Regions from separate parts of the Mus musculus genome. Here region 1 is linked to region 2. A link is a loop called in an ENCODE intact Hi-C map of the cell type or tissue named here. Cell type or tissue: left cerebral cortex. All regions are shown on one strand. Links, peaks and the distances in the headings refer to the core of each region. The heading gives the core; the rest is flanking DNA.

Region 1 (15,606 bases), core at 3,671-11,670, 100 kb after region 2:
GTCTCTGCCTTAATCAATGACATTGGGAAGTCAGCGTGCTCACAGAAAAACCTGTGATTGAGAAATCTGAGTCGAATCACTGACAAGCAAGCCTGAACAATAAGAGAAAACAAAATATAATCAAGTGGCACAGGAAAGGAGCTGTTGCCCCTCGAATAGGCAGCGAGATTGACAGAGACATGACTGCAGTATCCCATGAACGCCGGGAGGGGATTCCAATGTGTGCGTGATGACCTGTGGCTCTTAAATACTGCCTTGCCATTTTCAAAGCCCTTTCACATCATGATCAAATCTGATGCTCACAAAACTTGAATGCAGGCAGCACGGGCATAGTTCCCATTTGACAGACAGGGAAACTAAAGTCCAAAATGTTACGTGACTTTTCTGTGATCGCACAGCTGGTACAGACTTGAGCCTTCAACCTAGGTCTCCATGCCTCCCTCTCTGTGTCTGCTATAGAGAAACATGTTACCATGGGAACGGAGTGACAGCAAATGAAGAGACTGGGAAGGTTGGCCTTGGCCTAGCATGCATGGTGCTGGTTCAATCCCCAGGACAATGAACAAAATAGAGAAAGTCTTAGAGGAAGCACTAGGTGGTCAACCTTCTAGAATGGCATATCAGAACAAAACTGGTCCAAGTGGGAAGTCAAGAAACAAGATGGGGTCAGTGAGATGATTCAGAGGTTAAAAGTACCAGCTGCTCTTTCAGAGGACCCAGGTTCAATTCCTAATACCCATAAGTCCACTCACAACCACCCATAACTCTGGTTCCGTGGGACCCAGCAGTCTCTTCTGGCCTCCATGGCACTAGGCACACAGGCAGTACACATATATACAGACATGCAGTCAAAGCACTTAGAAAGAAAGAGACGGGGGTAAAGAGGGAAGGAGGGAGGTAGGGAGGGAAGAAAGGAGGGAGAGAGGATACAAGTAAATAAATTTAAAGGAAAAGCTGAGGAAAATGATAGTCTCCATGTCAGAAGGCCATCCTTCAACAGCCTGTCTTGGAAATCTATCTGGACCCCATGCTATTTCTCCAGTTTTCCAGCAAATGCACTTAGACCCAGGGATGCTAAAGCATGGACTCCAGTACACATTTAAGACCAAGAGTGAACTATGGGAATTCCCAGACCTTACCATCATCAGGCTCAGTGCTAATTAACTACATCACTGAGTGCCTTGAGGAAGGAGGAGGGAGAACCCACAAATACAACGGAAAACACTGTTCTGCCCTGAGAAAGCCAGCAAAACCTGCTCTCGCAAAGCACAGGAGGTAGGGTCACAGAGCACAGGCCACCCTCCCTGTAAGTTTCCTATGGGTCACTGCTGGCTTCCACCTTAAGGATTTCACCCACTTCATCAGTTCTTGATGATAAAGCAGGAGTCATTTAGCCTGCAAGATGGCTCAGGAGGTCAAAGTACCTGCCACCAAATCTGAGGACCTGAGCTTAATCCTGGATATCACATGGTCGAAGAAATGAACCAAAGAGTTATCCTATAACCTCCACTTATGCTCTGTGGCATGCCTACATGCACACACACATACAGTTACACACTAAGTAAATATGAAAGATAGATAGATAGATAGATACATATATACAAACATACATGCATACATATACATACACACATATATACATAGATGATAGATTCATTTATACATGATAAGTATATAGATGATAGACAGATATAAATAATAGAAGATAGATGATAGATAGAGATAGATAGATAGATAGAGTCATATTAAAAGTCTCTGTACAAACTTTGAGAATTACTATTTGCAAAGTCCATTCAAGCTAACAACCCTGTAGGTTTTCTGAGTGTGTATACATTGCATGCATGTATTATGTATATACATTTATGTATGTGTGTATGTGTGTTGTGTGTGCATGCATGTGCATGAATTGTGTGTGCGTGTGTCCTGTCTTTGCCTGTATGCCCAATGCCCAAGCAAGAGGCATTGCCTCCTCAATTTACTCTCTGACTTGCTGTTCCAGCTTAAAAGGCCAGGAAAGTACACGCTCTGCAGAATCCGGGTTCCATTAACTAAAAAGCATTTTGCACCGGATACTGAATGAGCCACCCATGCTGTGGGACAACACAGACTGTAGAAACACCTTAGCAGACAGAGAATGGGCAGGTGACACACACGCTTCTTCCGTTTGCTCTGAGCATGCTCAAGCTTGCCACCAACTCCGCCATTTTTTCCCATTAAGATATGATGCAATATTTCCCTTTCGGTGAAATGAAATACTACTTTTGGGTTTCAGGTTAAGACACAGCCCTAAATCTTATAAAGAAAACAGGGATCAAGAAAATAGGTTGTAGCATTGTAGAAGAAACTTCAGACCACCCAACCAACCCCTGAAGGCCATAGATTTTCAGGCCAGGAAGAAACCCAGGGGTCTCACCCTGTCAAAACCACTCTCTCAATCCATCAACACAGCTCCAGCTGGTTCCTCTGACTCCTGTGGAGGATGAAGGCTAGTTAGGTTACCAGATGAATCTACTATGGTAACCATGTTGAGAGACAAATTTCTAACCTCTAAATCAGCTTGCACTGCTAAAACACCTCTGTTTGGATTTAGGCAGAACTGCTTCAACCTTCCCCAGGATGGCTGGTGGACTCTGCAAAGAGGGAGGATGAGGCCCAAGCCTTTGCTAAGCGTATGGAAGTGTGGTGTTCTCTTAGTTCAGGGTGTTGCAAGCGGCAGCACCGTCGACACTGTGGACAGGTAGTCCTCTGTTGTGGGGTGCGTTGACTTGCCGGGGCTGCTGGGAATGAACGCACAGACAGAGTAGCTGAAAACAGGAAAGACTTACAACTCCATACTTCTGGAAGCTGGAAGTCTGATGTCAAGGTATCAGAAGGGTTGGCTCTTCCTCAGGGCTCTGGGGGGGAAGGAGGAGGGGAGATGGTCCATGCCTCTCTCCAAGCTCTGACAATGGCAGTGTTAGGGACTAACTCCAAAATGTATCTTAGAAGTTCCTGCTTTCTACACTTGAGCCCCAGATTGCCCTTTGTTTGGAAAGCTATGGGACCTGGCTGGTGAAAGTAGATCAAATGGGGTGGGTCTTTGAGTGTCTTGTTCTGGTATAGCTCTCTGCCTCCTGGCTGTTATAATGTGACCAAACGCATGCTTCCTTTTATATTGGATATTTCAAATGTTATCCATTTTCCCAGTTTCCCCTCCAGAAACCCCCTATGCCACCCCCCTCCCCCTGCTCCTATGAGGGTGTTCCCCCACCCACTCACCCACCTACTCCCGCCTCCCTGCCCTGGCATTCCCTTACACTGGGGCATAGCAAGCTCATGCTTCTAATGTTAGAGTCTGATTTACTCTCAACACCGCTGTCTTCCCCATTTGAATAGAATGAAATCTGTTCGAAACGATGAGCTAAAACAAAATTAAGCCCTCCTCCCTTCAGTAGTTTCTGTCAGGCATTTTGGTCACCGCCACGAGAAGCATAACTTATATAAATAGAATCCTTGGTGCCCCCTGGCTGGTGTGACAGGGCGCCCCAGTCTCTGCTTTCACCTCCTCCTGGGTTTTCTTGGTTTTTGTCATCAGACTATCATGTGGGAATATGTGGGTAGGTCGGTTCTGGGGTGCTGAGCTAAATTAGGATTTCCATGTGTCTTTCTAGGGAGACATAGTTCAGCTCATAAAGAAGAGCATCCTGGGAACAGGATCCTGTTAGCAGCATCGAGCCTGCCATGTTTCTCATGCCAACATCCTCCCGTTGTGACAATTAAAACTGTTTCCAGGCATTGTCCGATGTCCCCTAGAGAGGAAGAAACGGTCTGGTTGGGAAGCAATGCCTTAAGGCTTTGGGATCAGAAAGATGAAAGTTTGACCTTGATTCTAATTACTAACTCCATGGCCTTAGAAAACACGGGCTACCCTTTCTTCTCGTCACCTCAGGCCCTACGGGTAACTACAGAGCTGCAGAATTGCTGAGCATCACCAGCTGCTGTATTTCATGCAATAGGGATGTCTCTCTGGCAGGATTCTCCACAGGCCTCAAGATTTACTACTCTTGTGCGCGCCCAACTGGCCAGGAAGAACGACGCTGCAACAGGATCCTTCTGCACACGTTTATTCAGTCCTGTTTCTTCTTGTTTATATCTCCCTTGTTTATATCTCCCCCGAACCCTGGGCCTCTCATTCTTTTATACTCTCAGTTCCCATCCATGCACAGCAGGCCACGCCACCTCACCAGGCACGCAGCTTCAGCTAATCAGGGCAGCAGGGGCATATCTCCATCAAAATGGATTCACCTGAATCCTGGTATACCTGCGCAGCTCTCAAGATGTTTGTGGCTTATATGAGAAAGTCAGGTGCAAGTCATACGACTTAGCTGCAGTCCCTGGCGCCTTTGGGACTGCCGCCACACCCGCTCCTCACATACTACCCTTGACCCGAGATCCAAAAAGGCAAAGGTGCTAACACAGGTATGCCCTGCATCCCCCATGAGGAGTCAAAAACCTCTGCAGAGCCTGGTCAATGCCTTCCCAGCATCAGTGACCACAACAGTAGATGTGCAGATCACCATCTATCTATCACAGCCAAGGAAGGGCTTGAAGCGCTGGTGCCCAGAATGTTAGTGTGTCTGCCCTTGCAGCATGGAGGGCATCAGGCAAGAGAGCACTAGAAAATCTACTGGAGAAGACGAGGTTGGGGAAGAAGAAGGTAGGGGTCAGTTAATGGCTTCTCTGTAGACCTTGCCTCCTGCGCCACGCCATGACCGGCTACCTGACATCTCACACTGATGAGCAGAGAATGCAGAGTAACTGTTCCAGTTCCCTCACCTGAGCCAGAGAAAGACAGGAGCGGCATCTCATTTGCATGCCTACCACTTATGCTATTAAAAAAAAAAATGCCTGTCACATGACAGAAGCAGAGAAAGTGGTAGTCTTTATTTGTGTGCCACCCCTGTGCTACCAGTATTGCCAGCCTCTTGGATGGCAGAGCCGTATTCATGATGAGCACTGAGCCACCTCTCCAGACCCTAGTTGGTCCTTGAGGCCCACGCTGTATGATGTCAACTGAAGTACCCCACATCACTCTAGTTGAGTGCTCGGCGAGCTGTGAAAAGCAGGTAACAGCACAGAACACCTCCCTTACCAAAGACTTGGATAGGCCAAGCCACTTTCACCGGCAACTACAGACAGCTACTCTGAGGTCACCTTCATTTTCCTGCCTTCTTACCATGGTGATATGGGACAGGGACTCCCTGTCCTCTTAGGAATCTCTTGGCTTCCCTTTGTCCCACATTATTGTTCCACTCCAGTTTGGGGGCAGAATAGCAGGAAGCGTCCCCCAGCTCCCCCCCCCCCCCACACACACACACCTGTGCTATTGCCCATCCCAGAATGACTAGCAGTAGAAACAAGGGACTCTGGTCACTGTTGTCCCACCCTCCAAAATCACTATATTTATCAATAACTTTTAACATGGGGGGTTCATTCCATCTTAATACCAATAAAGAGAAGTGCTACTTCAAGAGTCCTGGAAATACAACTTCTGTGTCAGACCCAATCTCTGTCTCTAGCATTCCTCTCATGCCATCCCTCTTGACACAAGCTGAATAAATCTGGCTCACAGACCGCTATGTCACCAAGGGAAAAAAGTCTTCCAACCTAAGATCTAGTTTGCATTGCAAAGCAGAGGACTCAGGATCTCAGACTGTAGCATGTGTACTGACTGGCTCAAACCTCCTTCACTCCACTGAACTGGCTTACACTGCACCTTTGCCTGGTTAATGACATCAATCTAAGGTCAGCTCCTTAAACTCTGGGGGCATATTGGGATTTCTTGTTTGATTCCTAGTCACAATCAAAAATTCCTTTCTAGAGCTATGGAGGCGGCCTAGTGGTGAAGACGGCCCTTGCAGAGGTTCAGTTCCCAGAACGCCTACCAAGGCAGCTCACAACAGCCTGCAACAACAGCTCCAGGGGATCATATGCCCTCTTCTGGCCTCTGAGGCACCTGCACTCACATACATGTAGACAATCACGTAGATACATAATTAAAAATAAAACTTGTTTTTTTTAAAGTCCCCTTCCCATTTGAGGAAACTGTCTTGGTGGAAACCCGCAAAGACTGAATATAGGTGATTGCTATTCCCTCCACACCTTGGCAGCCAATCAAGGGTGAGCTCAAGGACAGAGCTACTGCAGAAACTGCTTTTACACTGCTCAACTGCGGGCTCTGCCTGCAAACCATCGTCCTCCTTGACTTCAGTATTCATTAACAACAGCCCAGCAGAGGGAGTAAAATGCCTAAGAGGGGGACAGCTTTATATGGTTCACATAAAAGCTTCATTCGGACCAATGGTTCTCCTGGTCCAGCACCATCCAATATTAAATCATGAGTAAGTGATATAAAATCAAAATGACGGAGATTCATTATCCCTGGCCGTGTTAGGTGAATAGTCCTGGAACCCCTATCTAAAGGTCATGATATATCATGGTGACAATATAACCTGGTGGCTGTATATAGTGCCAGCGGTGGTACTATAAATTATAACATGGTGGCCAGATATACTGCCAGAGGTGGTACTATACAGTATAACCTTGTGCCATATATAATGCCAGTGGTGGTACTATAAATTATAACATGGTGGCCATATATACTGCCATCGATGATACTATAAAATCTAACATGGTGTCTGGATATATTATCAGTGGTGGTACTGCACAGCAGTGGCCATAGCCATCACTTACTCCCCACTATCTGCAGCTGGCATCCCAGCTTCCACATGGATACTGTGAAATCCAGGATTATTCCAGCTTCTTGCATATATTGAACAGCCAGACATAGCTGGAGCAAGGCTCATAGCCATACAGAAACTACCCAGAAGTCCTACAATCTTCCTTTAATACAACTGTTCCCAACCTGTGGGTTATGACCCCTTTGGGGTTGGATGACTCTTTCACAGGGTTTGCATATTAGATATTTGCATTACAATTCATAACAATTAGTAAAATTACTGTTATGAAGTAGCAATGAAAATAATTTTGTGGTTGGGGGTCACCTATTGGTGTACGTTTTTGAGCTGCTTTGCTGGGTTCTTTTACCTTCCTCCCTTCTAACTCCCCAACACTAGGTAGGAGAGAAAGGTTAGAGGGTAAAGGGTGTGTAGAGCTCTTTAGATTAATTCCTGCTGCCTAGGGACGTCAAGTCCAATCTTTGTCATCAGAATATCCAGCAATCCAGCAATGCAGCAATGCAAACACAGCAGCAGCAACCAGCAGGGGGAACATCTGTAACTCCAGGCCCTCTCAGGCTCTCTCCCATTTATACCCTCTCCAGAGTCCCCATAATTCCAAATGTAAACTATCCACAGCAAGCAAGCATCACACCCCTCCTAGAGCACGAGACAATCAGAAGCAGTCCCATATCCCACACCTGAGATTAAAACAAAAACATATTCACGTGCACAACTAGGTCTTTAAAGAAACCAAATTCTCACTGCATGCTCCACCACATGAGACACTGTGTTAAAGGGCCGCAGTGTTAGGAAGGTTGAGAACCACTGCTTTGATGCATCTGTTTCTTTGTTTTGGCAGGAACTAGAGCCTACCTTTTGTGTTCTCCTCAGCAGCTCTGGTGCCTCCTTCAACGTCTCCTCTCTCCATCCCCATCTTCAGCTGACAGCTTCATTCCCTCGCTGAGGGAAACAGGAACAATTGAAAGGCAGACATCTGTACCCGTCTCTCACTTTCTCTTCCTGCTGCAATGAACTCTGGTCCTGTTTCCTCCAACCCTTCAGCCGCCCACTAGAGTTCACGCCCACGCCCACGCCCATTCCCATAATCCTCCCTGTACTTAGAGCCACCCTCTCCCACTGTCAACTGTTCCTCTCTACCAACTACTGCTGTTCCAGTCAGCGTCAATCTACAAGTGTTGCCATTACATTTAAAAACAAGATCTCCTCCAGCCCACCAGAAGCACCCTACTTAGAATCTCTGACATGATCCTGTCTCTTAGAGGGATTAGACAGCTGGAGGGGTTGCTTGTATTGGGGTCCTCTATCAAGGAGGGGTATCCATTTGTCCTCTCCAGAATAGATCCTTACCTTTTAATATGGGTTTACTTCCTCTGCCTTAGCTACTATAGTTCTATGAGTATATTCAGTAATTAACTTCAGTTAACATTCGGTACCATTGTATGCCATATACGTTTGACCCAGGGGTTCACTGTGTAAGGAAGAAAGGGTAATAAGGTTGATGTCCACAAAACTCAACATTATTTCATGCCCCCTCTCACTCAAAGACAGTTTACAGGATAGTAAAATGTCCCACTGAATTTTTGGAAAAGTACAAGTTTGGAAGCAATACTGCCCTCTGGGGGAGCCACAGTAGAACATGATGTGCATGATCTGATGATGTGTATGTCCACCACCCTCAAGACACAAGGCAATGAAGTGAGGGGAGAGAGGCACACACATCCCGAGTGGCTGCTCCCAGTGATGGCTGTGTCAAGTAGCAGCTGAGTCCATCAGCGGCAGCAGTGCCCCACAATGGTCTGGTTCCTTCTATCATCAAACCACCTTGGCTTCTGCCCACTTTCCCAGTACTGTCCCTCAGGCCTTCCTGTCTGCTCTGTGGCATGATATCCCTCCAACTGCCTTTTCAAACTCCTTTCTCAGCCTGAGCCTTGTTTTCAATCCCTCAACACTACACACACAGGCTTCCGTGGAAAGCTCTACACAAAGATCATGCAGAAACCACTTACCACTTCCAAATGGTAGCCTTGTCACTTGGGGGGGAAATGACTGTTCAGACTCCCATGCACAGCATTAAAAACAAGGGGCTCCTGGAGTGAACGGAGCACTGCTTTTGGCTCTCCAGAATGATAGTCTGTCGAGTGTGTGCTTAGATCCCGAGCAGTGAACCTGTTTCCTCATTCCGTTTGAACCCTGGTCTCGCCAGCCACAAGGGTGGTTCAAGGGTCAAAGTACGGGATTTAGGTTCCTTGTCTCCTGCTTTAGGCTTGTTGCATAGGGGTGGTGACACTACTTTTGGGCCCCTGAACTACTTACTGATTAGAAGAAATCCTTGGATTCAAATTAATACTTTAAAGATCGGGATACAAATTGGTAAAGATGCCTTTCAAGTGTGCTTGAACCCTCGAGGGGCTGCCAGGATACAGAACCGGGTCATAACACTTAGACACGGTCACTTTGTGTCTCACTAGATACTTCTTAACATCAAAATCACCACAACCTGAAAATGAAATCTAGCCCGGTTTGAATACAGCCCAGGGCCCTGGTCACCACCACCTTCCCCTGTGGAATATTCACAGGATAGATGGTGTTGACACTCAGGAGTGCTCATAGAACAAAAAGCAAAGAAAACTAGCAACAGGCGTGCCCAGGCTGCCTCTTTCTTCACAGAACTATTCATAAGAACAGGTCCTCCTTACCTATCTACTTTGTTAAGTTTGTGAGTTTTTCTTGTGTGAATAAGTTATTTATGAATAACCTACACTTTGGGCCCCAGGCTGGACAAGTGGTGGTTGTTAATTTGCATAAACAGGACCTCAGCATTGATAATCAAAATGAAACCAATTCCTGTGTAGTTTAATGGAGTCCCTTGGTAACTGGCTCAGACCAAAAGCTGTGGAATACTAGAATAGTACCTGGTCTCTGCAATAGGAGTGGTCTCCCAGGTTCTGGAATGTTCTAGACAGAGAAGTAGGCCTCTTCTAGTGGAGGAGGCCAGCAGAGAGCAGGCGCTCAGGGTGTGGGTTCAGGGTTGGTGAGTCTGATTTGCATTTGAAAGACCTGTTCCTTGGTAAGTCCTTTGCAATCTCTAAGAATTGGCTGTCCTCAGGAGAGACATCTGTCACCAGGCAATGCAGGCACAGATGTCAAAGCATCTGGGGGGGGGGGGGGGGAATTGCATCCTGAAAGACCTCCTGAATCATCAAAGTGCATCGGATCTAAATTCATCATCATTTTGGTTATAAAACCTGTGAATTTTAGAATTACTTAAGTTACAAATCAGAGAGAGAGAAAAAGAAATGGAAAAGCAAATCAATCAGGCTTCAATGGGATAAAAGTGGGGGAATGGATATGTTGACTCCTAAATGTCAACGCTTATGAGTTTGGTCAACTTCCCTCACCAAGGTAAGACCACAGCTGCCAGACTCAAATCCCCTCTTTCTACCGCTAAAATCAGAAGAAGAAAGACAAGGGGATTTTCTCCAAATTGTCAATAAATACCACCTCGGTTCCCAGCCTGCTGGATTACATCGTCATCCTTGCGCCTGTCACTCTGGCTCTCAGAACCACCCAGAAGACATGCTGAGACCTGGCAGTGGAAGCCCACTGTGAAGGCTGCTGGGTTAGTAGACTCCACAGAGCCTGGGCCTCTGAGTTACAGCCAAGTTCCCAAGGAGCGGAGCGCTGACACTAGCCCTCAGGGGTCTTTGAGAATCACTGCTGTACATTAGGTGTTTTGTTACTATTTAGCTTCTCTCTATTAAAAAAAATAAGGTCTCAGGACGAGGGTGTAGCTTATTGGTAGAGTACTTGTCTAACATGCGAGAAGCCCTGGGTTCAATCCCAGCACTACAGAACCCAGGTGTAAATGCCTGTAATCCAGCGCTGATTGGGGGTGGGAGGTGGGGGGTGGGTGGGTGGAGGAGGGGTCTTAGGTTCCATAATGTGGATGAGATTCTCCTGGGCTGTATCAGACACTATCTTTCAAAAGAGAAATCTAACCATCAAAGTTCTAAATGATCACTGTAGCTTTCAGCTTTAACCCCAGCCTCCTGGGTTACTGAGAAAGCCTTTTATCAAAGAAAGCCTGCGTGTCTCCTTTGAGAGCCATCAGACAAGGATAATGGCAGGTCTATGCATTCCCTTAGTTCTAGATGCTGAATCTAGAAAATTGTTCACACAGCCGTGCTCGGAAAGGTCACAGCAGCAAGAAGATACACAGATGTTGCCAGGAAAGCGGCCAATGAGAAACAGCTCTCACAGTGCTTAGGTTACACGACTGGTGGATCCAGAGCCCTGAGAACCCTGATTTATAGTTATAGTTAGTTATAGTTATAGTTATAGTTATAGTTATAGTTATAGTTATAGTTATAGTTATAGTTATAGTTATAGTTATAGTTACAGTTAGTTATAGTTATAGTTATATTCATAGGAAGGAACATGAGCTTTATGTGGCTGAAGAGATGGCCCAGCCAGTGAACGACTTGCACCATACACATGAAAACCTGAGTTCAATTCCCAGAACCCACATTACAAAAATTAAAACATCCAGTATGATGATGACACGGGCTTGCAATCCCTGCACTGCGGTAGATACATAAAGATCTCGGGGCTTGCTAGTGAGCCAGGGTAACCTAATGAATGAATGAACACGTTCTAGTGAGAGAGCCTGTCTCAACTCTCCAGACACCTGAGGCTGACCACTGGTCTCCACAGGCATGTGTGCAGGCATGCAGTCATGCGCATGTACACTTGTACATACATGAGCTCACGCAAATATACAACATTTTTGTATGCCAATAACTTCACGAAAATACTAAGATAGTCTTCTATCGAGATATGAGGCTTTTAGGACTATTTTGTATTCCAGGAGTGCTTGGCTCCTTAAGATGCGCAGTAGGTCCCTCAAATGCTGTCCTTGTATAAGGAACCACAGTTGGAAAATCAGAAGTTCATTCCCGCCTTAAGTGACCGGGATAGCTGGATTTATGCTGGGGGCAGTAGCTGTCTCCCCCTGACTGTCAATTTCCCTGGTTCAGAAACCCTACAAGGAAAAGGAGGGGGGAGCAACACATTTTGCAAGTCCTAGGAAGAAAAGAAGGCAATATGTTTTTGCACACACATATGGTTTCTATAATATTCTTTTACTACAGTTTGACCTGGACTTCTGACAGAGACAGTTCACTTGAGGGCTGCAGGCACAGAGAACCCACCTCTGCCCCAGGCACGGTGCACCTGGACTTGATTTGTGGCCCTGAATGGAGCCCTCTACCGTAGGGTGATTTTTATGACGTTGCCTTGCTGGCTGACCTCCCCGAAGTTGTTCCCTCCATATACAAGCCAGCTTCATATGTTTTCTAAGTAGGTGGTGATCTGGAATCCATAAATAATAAGCTTGGAGAAGAAACATTATGTCCCTAAAATAGAAACCAGATATGTGTGTTCACAAAATGAAGCTGTCCCTGAAGTATGTGGTTCCTCCCCCTACCATGGTATGGCAGTCATGGGGCTACCCACAACTGCCACACTGTACACCAGAACCTGAGAAATACAGATGCCGCCAGCTTAAAAAGACTTATGAGGTGACCCCTGCCCCCCCCCCCCGTCCTATTGCGCTGAGATAAAAATACCCAGCACAACAACATAAGGGAGGAAAGATTCATCTCATGGCTTCAGGTGGTCTCCGCCCGTCACTCTGAGGAAGGCCTACCAGGCAAGCTCAGGTCACAGCAGCAGTAGCAGGTGGCAGAGATGAGTCATAGTCACCTCATGGTAGCCCAGGGAATGGAAAAGGAAAGCCAGAACCAAGGCTGGGTGTAAACTTCAAGGGACTGCTCCCATTATCTTACTTTGATCAGGTAAGACAGCTCCTAATGAGCCTATGGCCTTCAAGGACAGTGCTATCAGCTGAGCAACTAGACGTTAGACGTGTCTCTCAGCCTTGTCTTAGCTTAGGCAGCACATTCTGATCCCTTCTGTGAGCCTGTGGCTCCCCCATCACAATAAACATCCACGGCCCTCTGACTCCTCTTTCCTGTGAGTCCCACTTCCACCACCCCACCTCACTTCCATCTGACACTCCAGCAACAACATTCTGCCCACAGTTGAAAAGATCCAGGGTCCTTTTTCGAACCATGGCCATTAACAAGACCTCACTATATCTCCCCAGGCCTGTCTCATTGGCCAGACCCATGCTTCTGTGGTCCTTTCGGAGCCTTGCATCACCCTATTCATTTGGGGGGGGGGGTCTTCTTATGTGGTGGGAACAGGCGATCATGAAGACAAAGGACTTTGGGTGCATTTTAGTCATCCTCCGAGGCAGTCCTGCAGTCCAGGGAGGACCCTCCCTCGTTAGCTTTGTCCCCTGGCTGATCTCTGCTACACTCCCATCCCATTCACACCTACACTAACAAGAACCAATAACTGTCTCTCGGCCTCGGGGCAGGAAAAGGTATCAATGAGCTCACTGACTCTTGGTTGAAGGAGTGTGGTTTCATTCACAATATTTCAGAGAGTTGTTGGGAAAGTTCAACCTATTTCCATGCCAGCATTCTTCCTCTTCTGACTGCCTCCCTCTGGAAGAGAGAACTATGACATGGTGTCCCTGAGAATAGAACTGAGTGAGGAGGAAGAAGCCAGGAGTTCCCTCTGCTGCCCCCAAAGATCACTAAGAGGGGCTTACCAAGGAAGGGGGGCTCCTTCAGACACTCCACAGTTGCCTCAAATTATGTCATTTTCTCCCTATCTGCTAAAGTAATCTATGGGACCACTTTTCTCCTGGCTCCCCCTCCCTTGAGCCGATTTCTCTCTAGTTCCATGCCTCCCTGCCTTCTCCAATCATGCTTTTCCCTCCGTCATTACTGAAATTAAAGTTCTCTATGCACAGAACTCCTCTCTCAGCCACACAGATCTGCAGAAAGGGCACAGAGTTCAGACACGTGCAGGCGTGCATACCTGTGCACACGCTGCAAGAGATTTACTGCCCTGGAATGTGGCCACTTTCACAGATTTATTCTTTGAAAAGTGAGTTTTCCCTTCTGAGATGGACCTGGAGGGTATCGGCAGGAAAAAGAGAGGACTGTACGTATTTCACCAGCCCACCCAGGCTCCAGCCATCCTACCAGGGAAGGAAGGGATGACGGAAGAGGGAGGAACATGAGTAAATCATCACAAGCAAGGGCTGGAAATGCCACTCGGTCTAAGGCTTTAGAGCCGGTAAAAAAGACTCAGAGCACTGGGGAGATTTATAACGACAGCATCTGGTCCATCTACCGGTGGAGTAGCACCTCCATAGACCAGCATCCATTTCCAGAAGCAGATGCTACAGAGTGATGGCTCTCAAAGTGGGGACCTAGAGAGCTTGTACACACTGTCTGCCTGCAGCTGTGATTCTACCTCAGCGTTCCCTGGGTTGCCTGCATAGCTTTCAGAGCTACCAGCAATTCTGTTCATGCATCGTTCTAGAATCTCCCTGAAATAGATTTGAATTCTTTCAAGCTGGGTGGTACACACAAGCCCATGAAGGATAGGGGCTGGCTGAGATATATGGAGTGCATCAGGTTGTTAGACAACTCCAGCTACCTAAGCAAGGAAACCCTGAGGAAAGGGCTCTGAGACATCTCTGTAGACATCTAGGAGAGAGTCAGAGTGGTATGTTAGCATTCCCTGAAGTGCAGTCTCTAGTTGTCAAAAAGCAAATGCAGGCTTGGGATTCATCACAGGTGGGTTTAGTACAGTGGTTCTCAACCTGGGGTCATGACCCCTTTAGGAGTCAAACAACCTTTCCACGGGGGTCATCTAAAACCATCAAGAGTACAGATATTAACATTATGATTCATGACAGCAGCAAAAGTAGCTACAACGTAGCAAATGGCAAGGGTCGCATGAGGAACTGTATTAAAGGATGTGGCGTTGGCAAAGTCGAGAACCACTTGTCTAGTGGACAACCAGGAGAACAGCACGGTTCCTCCTGGGCCCTGCCAGACACCCAGGGGTAATGCCTGTGTTCATCTCTGAGTGTCACTTTGTAAAAAGGGATGATGACAGACTGAAGCTCATCTAGAGAACCGTAGATCCCAGAGGGAGAAAAGGCTCTCGTTTCCTTGAGTAACTTAAGAGACCCTCTACATATGCACGCACAGACATCACGACTCTCATCATTATAGTTTAACACTGTAAGAATACCTGGCTATTTATTTCTGAGTTGTGTGTATCCCTATAAACGTTCCTTCAGCATGAGGATTTTTTTCTGTTATAGTGGTTTGGATATGAAACGCCCACTTAGGCTCACGTGTTTGAACATTTGGCCCCTAGCTGATGGTAGAAGAATATGGTGTGTGTGTGGGGGGGGGGGGGTAATGGATTTGGGGAGGAGGGACAGCTTTATGGTTTTACAGTCTTGTCCCACTTCCTGTTTTCCTTCCTCTCTCCCCACATGTAGATGAAATGTGACCATCAGCTTACTGTCTACTAGACCCACCCACACTCCTGCTGCCAGCCCCCCCCCCCCCCACACACACACACACCATGATGGAGAACAGCCCCTTTGCGACACTAAGCCAAAATAAACCCTTTTCTTGTCTAACTTGACTTTGTCAGGGCATTTTGTCACAGCAGCAGGAAGGTAGCTGGGGCACTGTATTAGTCAGGGTTCTCTAGAGTCACAGAACTTATGGATAGTCTCTAGATAGTAAAGGAATTTATTGATGACTTACAGTCGGCAGCCCAATTCCCAACAATTGTTCAGTCGCAGCTGTGAATGGAAGTCCAAGGATCTAGCAGTTACTCAGTCTCACGCAGCAAGCAGGCGAAGGAGCAAGGGCTCGAGCTAGACTCCCTTCTTCCAATGTCCTTATATTGTCTCCAGCAG
Region 2 (15,606 bases), core at 4,896-12,895:
GGAAGGAAGGAAGGAAGGAAGGAAGGAAAGAAGGAAGGAAGGAAGGAAGAAAAGAAGGAAGGAAGGAGAAAAAAGGAGGGAGAGAGAGAGGAAAGAAGGAGGGGAGGAGGGAAGGAGAGGAAGAAAGATGCTATAGACCATAATCCTGATATCAAAATAGACTTTAGTCCAAAAGCCACTCAATGAGGCAAGGAATAGGGTGTAATTCTAAAAGCTATTTTTCATGAAGATTTATCAGTCTAGGCAGCAAATAACCCAGTAATCATCTATGTAAAATACAAGTTATGGGTGATGCAAGAAGTAAGTAAGTGTGTGTGTGTGTGTGTGTGTGTGTGTGTTGTGTGGATAGATAGATAGATAGATAGATAGATAGATAGATAGACAGACAGACAGTCCCTGACACATCTGTCTCAGAATAATATGGATCTACGCATCCAATAGATAAAAGAAGCAAGCTGGGCGATGATGGCACACGCCTTTAATCCCAGCACTCGAGAGGCAGAGGCAGGCGGATTTCTGAATTCGAGGCCAGCCCGGCCTACAAAGTGAGTTCCAGGACAGCCAGGGCTACACAGAGAAACCCTGTCTCGAAAAACCAAATTAAAAAAAAGAAGAAGAAGCAAGACTACAAAATCATTACCAGAAAGTAACCTCATCACACATACTAGATACCATAGTCTAGTGATAGAAAGCACCTTCTTTTGAAGCAGAATAAGAACAGATCACATACTTTAGTTCAAATCAATAGTTCCATGCAATAAAAAAAAAAAAAATAGCCTGCAGTACCATTTAACTAAACTGCAAAGAGAGAAGAAAAGGAAATTGAAGACACTAAAAAAAAAAAAAAAAATAGGGAAATTAGAAGTCCTACTAGATAATGGACAAGTGAAAAATACAAGCAGATATTAAAGAATTTTGCAAAACAGTTACAAGGTAAACATTTACCTACCAGTTCATGGGGTGCACCAAAGAAATAACTGGAGGAAATCTGTTGTGCTGAATATCTGTATCAATAAAGGAAAAGGATAGGAATAAATTTCAAATATAAATAAACAATAAAAAGAAAATTTAAGACCAAAATGTTATTTATAAATAAATTTATGCTAAACTTTATGCTAAAACAATGAGAATTTAGATGAAAGAAATTCTTCAATAAACCAACTTATAAAATGTACACAAAAATTTGGGGTGCTGGTTTGAATGAAATGGCCCCCATAGGCCCACCAAGGAGTGGCACTATTAGGATGTGTAGCCTTGTGGAATATATATGGCCTCGTTGGAGGAAGTGTTGCAGGATATGCCCAGTGTCACTCTCTCTTCCTGCTGCCTGCCAATCTAGATGGAGACCTCTCAGCTACTCTCCAGCGCCATATCTGCCTAAATGCTGCTTTGCTTCCTGCAATGGGAGTAATGGACTATACCTCTGAACTACAAGGCAACCCCAATTCAATGTTCTCATTTATAAGAGTTGCCATGGTCATAGTGTCTCATTACAGCAGTAGAAACCCTAACTAAAATAAAATAACAAAGTGAGAGAGAAAATTTTATACCAGTCTCCAAAGACATTATTGGAATACACATTGGCCGGTCTATGTGTTAACCCCTGTGATAGTTTGTATATGCTTGGCCCTTGGCCCTTGTAGTCTTCTTGGAGTAGGCATGTCACTGTGAGCGTGGGCTTTAAGACCCTCATGCTAGCTGCCTGAAAGTTAGCCTTCTCCTGTTTGCCTTCTGAACAAGATGTTAAACTCTCAGCTCATTCTCTGTGCCTGCCTGGATGCTGTCCCGCTCCCAGCCTGCTTGGACACTGCCATGCTCCCTCCTTGATGATAATGGACTAAGCCTCTGAACCTGTAAGCCAGCCCCAATTAAATGTTGTGCTTATAAGAGTTGCCTTGGTCATGGTGTCTGTTCACAGCAGTAAAACCCTAACTAAGACAACCCCACAGTAAGCTAGAATTAAGAACTCTTCACAGGCTCTCTACCAGCAATTGAGAAGCTGCTGTTTCCATCTGAGGCAGCAGTCCTGTGTCTATATGGTAAGAAGAAACAAGACCTGGCAGATCTCCCACAGAAGACATACATGCAAAGAGCTGTGGTTTCCCAGAGCCATCTGCCAGCCAGGCAGAACACGCTAAGGTGGGAACAGCTAGCTAAGGAAGAAAACACAAGCAAGGGACAGAGGGGTGGAACCTCCATTCAGTTTGATGCATCCCTGTTCATAACAGCTGCTCTATGGAAACAACCTAATTGTCCATCAACAGGGGGATGGACAGGTAAGAAAATGTGGTGTATGTGTACCGTGGAATGCTTTTCCTCCATTAAAAAAAAAAAAAGGTAGAATTCTGTCATGCAGGAAAATGGATGCAGCTATGGATAGTCACACATTTCCTCTCTTTTGGTTGCCCTGGGTTTTACATAGATACATAGTATCATTGTACAAATGACATGGAAATAGATGAAAGAATTTTAGGAGAAAGGAGAAGGCTAACCGAGAGAGGGGTGAAAGGGGGAGGGGTTCTTGGAGGTGAGAAGGATTGTGCTCAAAGAATGTAGTATAGTGGCATGAAAATGCCCTTAAATAACCCAATTTAATATGATAAAGATAACCCAGACACTATTGCATATGCCAGCAAGATTTTGATGAAGGGACCCTGGTATAGCTGTCTCGTATGAGGCTATGCCAGTACCTGGCAAATACAGAAGTGGATGCTCACAGTCATCTATAGGATGGAACACAGGGCCCCCAATGTAGGAGCTAGAGAAAGCACCCAAAGAGCTGAAGGGGTCTGCAACCCTATAGGTGGAACAACAATATGAACTACCTAGTACCCCCAGAGCTCATGTCTCTAGCTGCATATGTAGCAGAAGATGGCCTAGTCGGCCATCATTGGAAAGAGAGGCCCCTTGGTCTTGCAAACTTTATATGCCCCAGTACAGGGGAATGCCAGAGCCAAGAAGTGGGAGTGGGTGGGTAGGGGAGGAGGGTGGGGGGAGGGTATAGGGAAATTTTGGGATAGCATTTGAAATTTGAAATGTATATAAAGAAAATATCTAATTTTAAAAAATCAGCCAGGCGTGGTAGTGCATGCCTTTAATCCCAGCACTCGGGAGGCAGAGGCAGGCGGATTTCTGAGTTCAAGGCCAGCCTGGTCTACAAAGTAAGTTCCAGGACAGCCAGAGCTATACAGAGAAAACCTATCTTGAAAAACAAAACAAAAAACATCTTTTCAAAAGTAAAAACAAAAAATTAAAAATAAAAACAGAAATGTGGGGAAGAGGCCTTCAGAAAAACAGCACCCAGGTGCAATGAATGCTTAAGAGATAGGAGTTCTTTCTTTTTCTTAAGGAAGGGGATGGTATTTGAACTCCTTGTCTAACCACAAAAAGCCAGCTCTTTCTCCTGGGCTCATGACACCTCTCACACCAGACTTCTTAGAAACCACAGACACCTCCGGGCCGAGCTTTCAATATTTAGGCTGCTCTGTTCCTTGTCCAACTCCACAGCAGAGCCATTCTCCCAGAACAAATTGCAAGCAGAGAATCCCGCTGCCTGCCCAGGAAAGGCATCCAAACGGAAAGTGAAATTGCTGACCTTTTGGAGCCTTGTGCCTCAGAAGAAAACATTCATGTCTGACAAAGACTCACTGCTGTATGCCGGCTGGACTCGGACTGCCCTCGCCGGCGTATCTCCCCTCACTGCTGTATCCCCTCACTGTGTGCAGCCTCTATGCTCCCTCCCCAGCCTTAACATTTAACTGTGGGCTTCGATGGGCTCTCTGGCTCCTACCTGAGCCCAGCTAAGGGGAACAGAAGGAAGGGAGGAAGACATGGCCAGAACCACACCCTCCCTCCCTACCGCATCGGGCATCTCTCCACACCGACTTCTGTCCCTGGATTTACAGTAACTGCTCCTCTCACACATAGCCTTCCCTAACCTGTCCACAATACACCCCTGCTCCCACAAACCCCTTTTACCGTTATCTTTTTTTTTCTTGGTCACTACCACGGTTTCCTCTACTTAGCCTAATAGTCTGAGAACAATTATATATAAACTCCCGGCATCCTGTCCCATGCAGTTGCTGAGCCTGTCCCATGCCGTGCCGTAGCCTCTGGTGCTACACCTGAAGAAAACACTTTGAGAAACATACAGGAGACTGGATGGAAAACGGGGATTCGAGGCAGTGGGAATATGGTGCCAAGAATAACCATTATTCTAGAATATCCCCAATGTAGAATTAGGAAAAAAGAGTGATGACCATCTATGCTGGACATAGAAAACTGAGACTAACACCTACTTTATATCAGTGGAGTATCTGCAAGATCTGCCTGGCATTTAACAAGCATTAATTGTGAAGTGCCCTAACAAGCATTTTGAGATTATTATGAAATGGTGTGCTTTCTACTCATTGATTTTATCTGTTTAAGTCAACAAAATATTATCTCTTGCTATATTACTAGAATATTAACTTCTCTGTGGGTGGGGCCAGGAAGGAAAAAGGGGCCATACATCCTCATGACTGTAGGGTGGCTTGTCCTTCATTCAGAGGGCTAAGAGGGCTTATAGCTCTTTATGTGAAATCCCTTTCTCCAGGTATCTGTTTTAGTTCCCCAAATAGAAACCCCCAAACAGGAAACAGAAAGAAATCTGTAAAAACAGGTGGCTGTTGGCCATTTAGTCAAGTCTGGATTTACTACCTCTTTGTGGAGTGTGTGTGTGTGTGTGTGTGTGTGTCCGTCCTAGCACTTGGCCCCTGCCCATTGTCTCTCTGTATTTCCCTGGTTTCTTACATATAAACTCTTTGTATCTTGAAACCCCTGAGACAGAGAATCTAGGAAAGTTTACCCTGTCTACTTTTCAAGGTCAGCTTTGAATAAACATGTTTCCTTCCACTAATTTCTATCTCCTAAGTTCTCACCACAGGCTATTTGCCCTGTTACCTGGAGGAATGTAATATTGGCTCCAACAGTTCCTTTCAAATATACTTGAAAAGCTGACACAGGTCACCGTTAAACCTCGCCTACAAGACTAAGAAGATATGTGACAATGAATAGAAAATGTCTACAAGATGAGATTATCACCAGTGTCCCCAAGAGATTTCATTATTGCTCTATCCAGGCTCAAGTGCTAGAGATTCCCTCCTATCCATGCTTGGTGATAACCAAGGAAGGGGCGGAGCTGTGTGACCGAGTGGTACAGCCTAATAGCTTGCACCCTCAGGGCCTGTGTGCAGACTTGGCAGCTGGTAGGAAGGTGGGATGTGGGAAGCAGGTGTGATTATTAGTGATGCGTGGATTGGTGGGTAATGTGTGGATACAGAGGATGGAGATGAAGAAAAGCACCCTTGGAAACCAGGCAAGTATGTCACTTGTGCTACCTCACACAAGACTAGTTGATGCCTTCTTTCCAACTATTCAAATACAACGGTTTTGATATAAGACACAAGGCTCCTGAGTAAGCAAAGAAACAGACAAACAGCAAACAGTAACAAGATGCTTCCCAACTTCTTTAGAGCAATGATTCCTTCCTGGCAGCAGAGAGAAGCCCTGAGGGAGCACAGAGGGAACTTTTAAACCATCCACAGACTGATACAATCTGGGCTTTCCAATGACACCCCAACAAGATCAGCATCCACTGACATAAACCAGTCAGATAACTCTGCTGCTGCCAAATCCTCAGAAGGGCAATGTCGTTGGCATAAAGGGAGATATGCTTGGCCTCAGATCAAGTATGGGAGCCATAAAATCAAAGTCACAAGTCAGGAAGGACTTACCTTCCGTCTCATAAACTGAACAAGCAAAGAGGGAAGAATTAATATTTCCTAAGCTTGCCATGTCTGGTGAGTGAAGGGGCATGCTATTTGGCTTGGGAGAATGCAGGAATAGAGCCATAGCTATGATACAAATGTCGACAAGAATCCATTCGTTTATGATTTCACTTATTCATAAGTCAGCCAGGGGTTATCAAATAGCTGAATACATGTCAAGGCTAAAACTCAGGAACAGGAGCTATAAGTAGATAGATGGATAGATAGATAGATAGATAGATAGATAGATAGATAGATAGATAGATAGATGAGATAAGAGAGAGATAGTGCATACATAGATACATAGATTATGGATAGACAGATAATAAATAGATGGATAGAGGATGGATACATAAATACATGGATGGATAGATAGGTGGTAGATAGATAGATAGATAGATAGATAGATAGATAGATAGATAGATGGTGTATACATAGATAGATTATGGATAGAGAGAGAGATAGAAAGAAAGAGATAGAGAGATATAGAGAGAGATAGGTAGATAGATGACAGATAGATAGATAGATAGATAGATAGATAGATAATAGATGGATAGAGGATGGATACATAGATACATAAATACATAGATGGATAGATAGATGATAGATTATGGGTAGATTATTTATAGATAGATAGATAGATAGATAGATAGATAGATAGATAATAGATGGATAGAGGATGGATACATAGATACATAAATACATAGATGGATAGATAGATGATAGATTATGGGTAGATTATTTATAGATAGATAGATAGATAGATAGATAGATAGATAGATAGATAGATAGATAGATAGATTATGGATAGATAGAGGATGGATACATAGATACATAAATACATAGATGGATAGATGATAGATTATGGATAGATAGATAGATAGATAGATAGATAGATAGATAGATAGAGGATGGATACATAAATACATAGATGGATAGATAAATGATAGATTATGGATAGATAGATAGATAGATAGATAGATAGATAGATAGATAGATAGATAGATAGAGGCAGAGCAAGCACAGTCCCTAGCAGAAGGAAATCAATCTAGTTGAGGTGTAAGATGAACAGACAAATACAATGTGATGAGTTCATGTCTGACCCTGAGTCAGGCACGGGGCACTGAGGAATCCCCAGCTATTTGGGGACAATGCCACCACCTTCTGAGAAAGCCTGCTCTGATCTGAGCTTACCTCCTGCAGCAGCCTGGCCACTCAGTGAGAAGGGCAAGGATTCCCAGGAGGGAGCCTGTCTTAAGCCCACTCAGGGTCACACTTGTGGCCCTCAGTGGCCTGTCACTCTCACATGGCAGTGGTCCATCCCTCTCACGTGGCACTCTAGGTTCTACAGAAGCTTCTGTCGTGCCCTCTCCTCACTTCAAACAAATTAACTTACAGAAAAGTAAACGTATTTGTCTGCAAAGAAAATCCAGATGCTGCTCCCAACGGTCAAAGTTCCAAGGTCAGATCAAATAAGCAAGTCTGAACTTCAGAGAGACACAGCTCAGTGCAAGGACGGCTCATCCACTATCGCCAAGGCCCTGAGGAGCTCTCTGTACCCCTGACCCTTCCTAGCCTCCTATAGATATCCATGACAGAAATACATTTCCCTGAGGCCAGCCTTCAATGGATCTATTTCCTGTTGATAGTAGAACAATAAACCCTTCAAACACTAGGTGTCAGGGACACTCTTGTTTCTGATCTGTAGACCCAGGCTCTGCCTGGGTAACTAGCATTCCTAGTAGTGTTCAGGTGACACGGATATGGTTAGCACTGATGTCACTGTAGGACACAGGTCCCTTTTACACATTCTAGCTCTTGTCATAGACAATTAACAATGCAGAGAGGAAGTGACTCACTAGACAATTCACTGGAGTGGAAGTTTCGGTCAATAACTGGCCAGGTCAACCCTGACTCTATACCAGGAACGCGCAGTAAGCATCTACCTCTCTGAGACAGAACATGGGATGATTGGACACCACCCAGAAAGTCCAGCTAAAATTGATCAAAGACACTACTTGGGCCAACGGCATGTTCATTTTCCTATGAGTAGCAAAGTGTGGGGAAGGCATCTGTTGGCCTCTTCTTTGCAGACCTTGACTGCCTTGAACAACAGGATTATCATTCCTCAGCTGGCCAGACTACCTTTCTGCCAGCCCGCGCCATCTTGAACACTCTCCACATTAAGTCGAGAACACATGAGCCTAGCCTACTGTGTGATTCTCGAAGGCACAGCCTCAGCAGGGACTATTTGAAATAGTTTATTCCTGGCCTTTGATATCATGACCACCTATGAACTCTAGCCTACCCTGAGCAGAGAGGGGAACGCCTCCTCCGACAGTCTAGCTGATGAACTGCTATGACAGGGCTAAGAAAGAAGGCTGGGATGGATCTAAAACGCAAACCTCAGTGACTGTCACTGATGTTCAGAAGCCAGGCTGTGATCAACTCAAACAAACATCTGTGATAGGTAAAAACCAGCTGTGACTGGTCCAGAGTGGCTGTAATCAGTTCAAAACTCTTTCCTGGGCTATATAAGCAGATTGCTAATGCCCGGTTGGTTATTTCGCTAGGAGACACTCACTGCTGCTGCCTGCCTTGGTGTTAAAGCTTTAGCCTAATGAATCTCTAGGATGCTTTTCTCTTGCTTACTTCCAGTAGCGTGGGCTGAGCTGGTAACAAGAAGAAAGATGGCTGAGTATGGTGGCAACATCAGAAGAGAAGTGACCCAGAAAGCCAGGGAGCTGGCATGGCAGCCGTGAAAGCAACATGGCAGCCAGCTGCATCTCAGCTGAAGACACAGCAGGTTCCCAGCTCCCAAGGGGCCTGCCTGATCAGGTGCCCCAGTCAGTCCTGGTAGAGTTTGTTACTCCCAAGTTACTCCAGTCTAACTGGGTTATGGAAGGAGCCAAGTGGTCGGCCAAACAGCCCAGGAGCAATCACGGCAGGAAGTAGACATCAGAAATAGACATGAAGTCACAATGTGCCCTAGCTGCAAACACAGCAAGGCCAGCTTAGCTGACCGACGGCTAAAGAAGAGGCAGTTGAGCCATTGAAGTAAGGCAGGGTAGGATAAAGGTTGGCAGAACTGGACTGCTGACAAGAGAGCCGAGAGTAAAGAGGAATAGAAAGCCAGAAAAGAGAAACTGCATGGCATGATCTCCGGATTCCCAGAGTGCCATGGCTCTCATACCTCAGGCTCAGAGTTCTATCATAGGTCACTGCCAAAGGCTAAGGGTGCCAAGAGCCTAAGGCCTACAGCAAATCTGTAACACTTGTGATCCTAAATGCTGATGCGCAAGAGGCCCATATGGGGACCTAACACTAGAGGGCGCCACTTGCTACCACTTCTGGCTGCCTACTGCTGCTGCTCCCTGAGAACATCCAGAGAGGGCACTTGAAGAGCTGCTTCTTGTCTACACAAGATTCCTACCCAGGGGGGGCTAAGGACCCTCAGCCAGAAGGTTGCAACGGGATGGAATGGGAAAAGGCTGTGTTCTGAGTTAGAAGCCAGAAAGCAAGCGAGACTCTACATGGAAACCTGTGGACCCGCAGCTCTGAAGAAGTGGCTTTGGGAGACACGTCAGGGAATACCTCATTTAAGGGGCACCTCAGGCACACTGTATCTTTTCACCTTTTGGGTTTAGGCTGGTCTTCCTTAGGCTGGCTATTTGACAAGACCATGATGGTGACTTACGTCGCTTTAGAAAGTATTCTTACTCCTGTCATAAAAGAATGAGAAGCCCAAGTCTGGGAACTAGAGAACCAACTGTAGGTAGGAAACAGGCGTAGAACCAAGGGTGAGAGTGTGACAGACCTTCCAGAAGCCGAGATCTCGGAGTCTTTCTGGGAATGGTGCCCCCGTCCCCGCCCTTGCCCCGCCCCCACCCCACCCTGCACCCCCAGCATCCCTGAATTCACCTCTCCCCTGGACATGGACTATAACTGACAGTGATATTACCAGAGTGGTAAAGAACCAGTTTGCTTGTTGTTTCAAATATTTAATCATCTGGACCTTGGTGCTTTTGTATTTAGTTACTTTTCTCATTGCTACAGCACCCTTGACAAGGAACAAGTCGAGGAGGGAAGGATTTATTCAGACTCACAGTTGGTCAGGGAATAGACCATCATGGCCAGGAAGAACAGAATGGCTGCCACTACACACCTTTTCAATAGACGTGCACATAAAGTGCACATACAGGTGAATAAGTCATGACTTGCCCATACCTTTGTGCCATTTGTCATTGAAACAAAATAAAGAGCTGTGTACGAGAGTTCAAATCCCCATACTGCACAAACACCTACACTATTAGAGTTAACATGAAATGTGGCTATGGTCTCTGCTTGTCCGCATCTGGGCAGGCTTTCTCTTGGCATTTCTCACGGGTGATGCCCGAATGTTGTGTTTTATTTTGATAACACCAGCAGCAGAGAAACCCATTTTACAAAAGCACTTTCACAATAGGATCACGTGACTTTCAAGGGTGTCTTAGTGAGCACCATTTCTTTTTTATTTCCAATTTTTTTATTAGGTATTTACTTCATTTACATTTCAAATGCTATCCTGAAAGTCCCCTATACCCTCCCCCCCTTTGCTCCCTTACCCACCCACTCCCACTTCTTGGCCCTGGTGTTTCCCCTGTACTGGAGATAAAGTTTGCAAGATTGTACTGGCTGGTTTTGTGTGTCAACTTGACCCAGGCTGGAGTTATCACAGAGAAAGGAGCTTCAGTTGGGGAAATGCCTCCATGAGATCCAACTGTAAGGCATTTTCTCAATTAGTGATCAAGGGGGAAAGGCCCTTTGTGGGTGGGACCATCCCTGGGCTGGTAGTCTTGGGTTTATAAGAGAGCATGTTGAGCAAGCCAGGGGAAGCAAGCCAGTAAAGAACATCCCTCCATGGCTTCTGCATCAGCTCCTGCTTTCTGACCTGCTTGAGTTCCAGTTCTGACTTCCTTGGTGATGAACAGCAGTATGGAATTGTAAGCTGAATAAACCCTTTCCTCCCCAACTTGCTTCTTGGTCATGATGTTTTGTCCAGGAATAGAAACCCTGACTAAGACACAAGACCAAGGGGCCTCTCTTCCCAATGATGGCCAACTAGACCATCTTCTGCTACATATGCAGCTAGAGACACAATCTCTGGGGGTACTGGTTAGTTCATAATGTTGTTCCACCTATAGGGTTGCAGACCCCTTCAGCTCCTTGGGTACTTTCTCTAGCTCCTCCATTGGGGGACCTGTGTTCCATCCAGTAGCTGACTGTGAGCATCTACTTCTGTGTTTGCCAGGCACCGGCATAGCCTCACCAGAGACAGCTATATCAGGGTCCTTTCAGCAAAATCTTGCTGGCGTGTGCAATAGTGTCTGCGTTTGGTGGCTGATTATGGGATGGACCACCGGGTGGGGCAGTCTCTGGATGGTCCATCCTTTCATCTCAGCTCCAAACTTTTTCTCTGTAACTCCTTCCATGGATGTTTTGTTCCCAGTTCTAAGAAGAGGTGAAGAGTCCACACTTTGGTCTTCGTTCTTCTTGAGTTTCATGAGTTTCAAAAATTGTATCTTATATCTTGGGTATTCTAAGTATCTGGGCTAATATCCACTTAGCAAGTGCATATCATGTGAGTTCTTTTGTGATTGGGTTATCTCACTCAGGATGATGCCTTCCAGATCCATCCATTTGCCTAGGAATTTCATAAATTCATTCATTTTAATAGCTGAGTAGTACTCCATTGTGTAAATGTATCACATTTTCTGTATCCATTCCTCTGTTGAGGGGCATCTGGGTTCTTTCCAGCTTCTGGCTATTATAAATAAGGCTGCTATGAACATAGTGGAGCATGTGTCCTTATTACAAGTTGGAACATCTTCTGGATATATGCCCAGAAGAGTTATTACCTCCGGTAGTACCATGTCCAATTTTCTGAGGAACCGCCAGACTGATTTCCAGAGTGGTTGTACAAGCGTGCAATCCCACCAGCAATGGAGGAGTGTTCCTCTTTCTCCACATCCTCGCCAGCATCTGGTGTCACATGAATTTTTGATCTTAGTTATTCTGACTGGTGTGAGGTGGAATCTCAGGGTTGTTTTGATTTGTGAGCACAATTTCTTAATGTTCGACCTTTATCCAAAGTGAAGACAACACAGCAGTTTGTTTTTAATATTTGTTTCCAACATTGTAATTTCAATCTCTTATTGTGTCACCCGAGGATTTTTTTTTCTCCTGTGACGTTAGAGATGAAATGATTTCTCAATTAAAGAAATGGACGTGAGAGGAAAAATATTTATTCTTTTAATGAGCAATACTATGATAATATTCTATCAAAGTTCATAAAGTGAGACAGGTAGGGGATGCATACCTGTAACCCCAGAATTCAGAGGCCAGGCCCAGGACACATCAGGAGAACTCAGCTGAGACAGCCAACAGCAGAAACAACAACAAAGAATCCATATGGCCTTGCCTGATAACCTTTTGCATTTTTGGAATGTCAAGATTGTGATTTATTTGATAATTGTTGCGAAACCACAGGCCATGTCATAGCAATCTGTAGAAACTGCTCTTCCCGGCTTTTAACTCTTGTCTTCGCCTTTGATCTCGGCTGCCACTGGAAGGCTGTCCCTCTTCCCACAGACGTATTATGGTTGTTATAATATCACACACAGCCGGCAGATGAGCACACCTTATTCCCCCACTTCACCTCTTCACAAAGATAAGCTTTGACAGCTTTCTTATCTCAGAGAACTCTGGACCAAGCCTTCTCAACTTGTCTTCATGATCATTGTGCTGTGATACACAATGAATTCTTCCATTTTTTAATCCCAATAAATAAATTTTATTTATTAAATTACAATAAGAATCACAATAAACTTTAAAAAATATAGAATGTAGTTCATTATTTTTTACTTTATTTGAAATTTTGTCTAGTAGTTCTATTCATAGCAAAATTTTCTCCAAAAAAAGAAATTGTTTTCATTCTGGCTCAGGGTCCTTGAATCTAGTAGCCAGAATGGTTTCTTTTCATTGCAGTTGTGACCTGAGAATCCACTTCTACGTAAAACTTAAACTTTAAACTATACTTAATAGCTCATCAGAAGTATATACAGTTGGCTGTTGTATACAGTTGGCTGTAACTACAAATGTCAACAATGAAGCTGAAATAGATTTTGGAAAAATTTTGCCAGGTTTCTCTTCTTTGAGTTGGTCTTTTAGGTCCCATCCAGTTTATAACTGCACTGAGCACAGCTCCTTTCCTAGGTGGTAATGTAGACACTGCCTTGTTACAGATTTATAGAGCACTGTCAAGCAAAGATCTCAGAAACAGCACTAATCATCCATGGGTCCCAATGTCAGTGACATGAACTTTATGCATAAAGCGTGGACTCTTTCTGGCTTCCATGTTCTGAATTCAGTAAATTTTTCAAGAATTCTCTTGAATTTGACCTTTTCTTTCTGTGTGTTTTCTATATAAATACCAATTACAGTTTTGGTAGTTTTTCTTTTTCAGTCACTAGTACTGCTCTGAAAATAAAATCCAACAATATATAAAAATTGTAACCAATGAAAGGATCCCAAGAGTGGAAAATTGAGTCAATATCCTAAATGCATAGAATAAATAAATAAATAAAAACTCACACACTTATTCCAACAAATGTAGAAAGGACATTTGACAACTTCTACTCACTCTTGGTAAATACTATCATCAAAGGAAGACCTTCCCATACTTGATTTAAAAAATAATAAGATTTAAAAAATAACTAACAGCTAATAATGTGCCTGACACACAAAGGCTGTCCTTCAAAATTCCTGTGTTGATCTAGGTAAGGTGGTTCATGCCCAAAATCCTAGATAGCCAGGAGGCTGAGAAAGGAGAGTCACAAATTCAATTTCTACCAGCCCCGCATGGTGAGTTCAAAGCCAGCCTGGGCAACTTAGTGGGACTCTATCTCAAACAAACAAACGAAAACAAAGAACTGTGGATATAGCTCACCGAGGGCTCACTTACCTAGCATGTGGAAGGCCCTGTGATCACTAACAAACATGCACTCCAGGGAGGGAGGGAAGGAGGGAGAAGAGAGGAGAGGAGAGGAGAGGAGAGGAGAGGAGAGGAGAGGAGAGGAGAGGAGAGGAGAGGAGAGGAGAGGAGAGGAGAAGAGAATAGTGAACTCTAAACTCTAGTCCATAGCAAATCAGAATATGGATATATTTAGAGACTGGCCCTTTAAAGAGGTAACTGAAATGAACTGAGACTATGAGAGGAGACTCTAATCAAACATAAATGGTATCTTTATAAGGAGGGACATGGGTCAGCACAGAGGGAAGATTATATGGGCAGATAACAAGAGGACATAGAGAAACACTTCAAAAGACAGCTAGCCTGCTGTTATTTGGGCTTGTGTTTGTAACCTCCACGAATATGTGGAAATAGACCTAAGACATGGCACAAGTGAATGGATGATCATGCTATTTGGAACTCTTGAGCCTCCATATTGATTTTCCCAGTGGCTACAGCAGGTTCCTGTTCCCACCAGCAGTTGTAGAAGGAGTAATCCCCTTGCCCAGACTATGCAACAACATTTATTATTTTCTGTTTCCTTGACATCAGCCATCCCGTCTGGGATAATAAGATGTCAGTGTAGGTTTTATGTTTCCAGTAAGGCTAAGGATGCCACACACTTTTTCCTGCATTTCTTGCCCATTCATATTTTTCTTCTGGGAAGTGTCTATACAGTTTATTCACTCACTTATTAACCACATTGATTGCTATTTTAAAGTTTTATTTTTTATTTTATATGCATGAGTATTGTTCCTGTGTGTGCATATGTGCACCATGTGTGCTCCTGATGCCTATGGAGTCCAGAAGACATTGGATTGCCTAGAACTGGAGTCATGTGTGGTTGTGAGCTACTGTGTGGTAAGAATTGAACCTAAGTCCTCTGTAAAAGTAGCAAGTGCTCTTAACTGTTGAGCCATCTCTCTAGGCCCCAGGCTCTTTGCTATGTTGAGTAATTCATGTGTATTTAAGATATTCAATACTAGCAATATGTTGAAAATATGCTGGCATATATAAATATGCCAAAACTAAAACCTCAAGCTTTAAATATATACACGTAAATGACACTAATAATATATATTTTAATAAAATGAGGCTCTTGTATATTGAAGTATCATACTGTAACCGAAAAATATGTGCAATCACTGTGTGTCAGTGGGTTACAATAAAACAGACCCGAAGGTAGTAGGGATGTGTTAGAGGTGTCGGCAGGGTGGGGTGGGGGTGGGGGAATGGAAGGTGAGAGGTACGGATGGACATGATCAAGGTACACTGTATATGTGTATGAAATCTTCTAAGAATAAATAAAACATAAACGTTTTAAAATATAAAATAAGACATATTGCATCATGATTTTTATTTTGCTTCAAAATTGTTTTTAATTTAAAGTAAATAACAGCTAAACCACAACCATCATTCCCTGAATACTCCACAGAAACATTCTACAGATGTAAGCAAGAAAGCAAAGTCCAACCTGGCAGATCACGTGTAGCAAACACAAACCTCTCGGAGCTGGGGTTGTCCACACTCTCTTTCACCCCAATTTTAACTCCATCTTGCCATTTCCTTTTCATATACCACAATGCTAAAGACACTATGAACCCCTCGCTTAACTTTGACCCAACCTCCTTTCCCATAAACAGTTCAGTATTCCATATGACTGGAATCCATAGCATACAGCACAAAACTAAGTCTAGAAATGTGTGCCAGCAAAGATCAAGCAGTAAGGACTATGGGGACAGCTCAGTG

The links. Hi-C counts contacts between places; a loop is a spot of excess contacts. Peaks named below come from ENCODE experiments on the same cell type or tissue, not always from the same donor. Only the 100,000 strongest peaks of a DNase experiment are listed, where the experiment ranks them.
Region 1: a loop joins it to region 2, with 1.9 times the contacts of the local background. A loop is called at or near these places in 2 of 42 quality-filtered maps.

Annotation. Positions count from the first base shown.
Region 1 is chr1:183,545,564-183,561,169 of GRCm38, reverse strand. Gm33973 (a long non-coding RNA gene) reads right to left here and starts at 7,728. Exons shown (of 2, transcript XR_373775.2): 1 at 7,593-7,728. In left cerebral cortex, for the core only: a CTCF peak has its summit at 8,354 (motif pointing left); no DNase peak of the experiment used is centred there.
Region 2 is chr1:183,650,785-183,666,390 of GRCm38, reverse strand. Gm39724 (a long non-coding RNA gene) reads right to left here. Exons shown (of 3, transcript XR_865813.1): 3 at 959-1,004. Among named protein-coding and RNA genes, the nearest start is that of Gm39724, 27 kb to the right of the region's middle. In left cerebral cortex, for the core only: a CTCF peak has its summit at 9,123 (motif pointing right); a DNase peak (open chromatin) is centred at 9,146.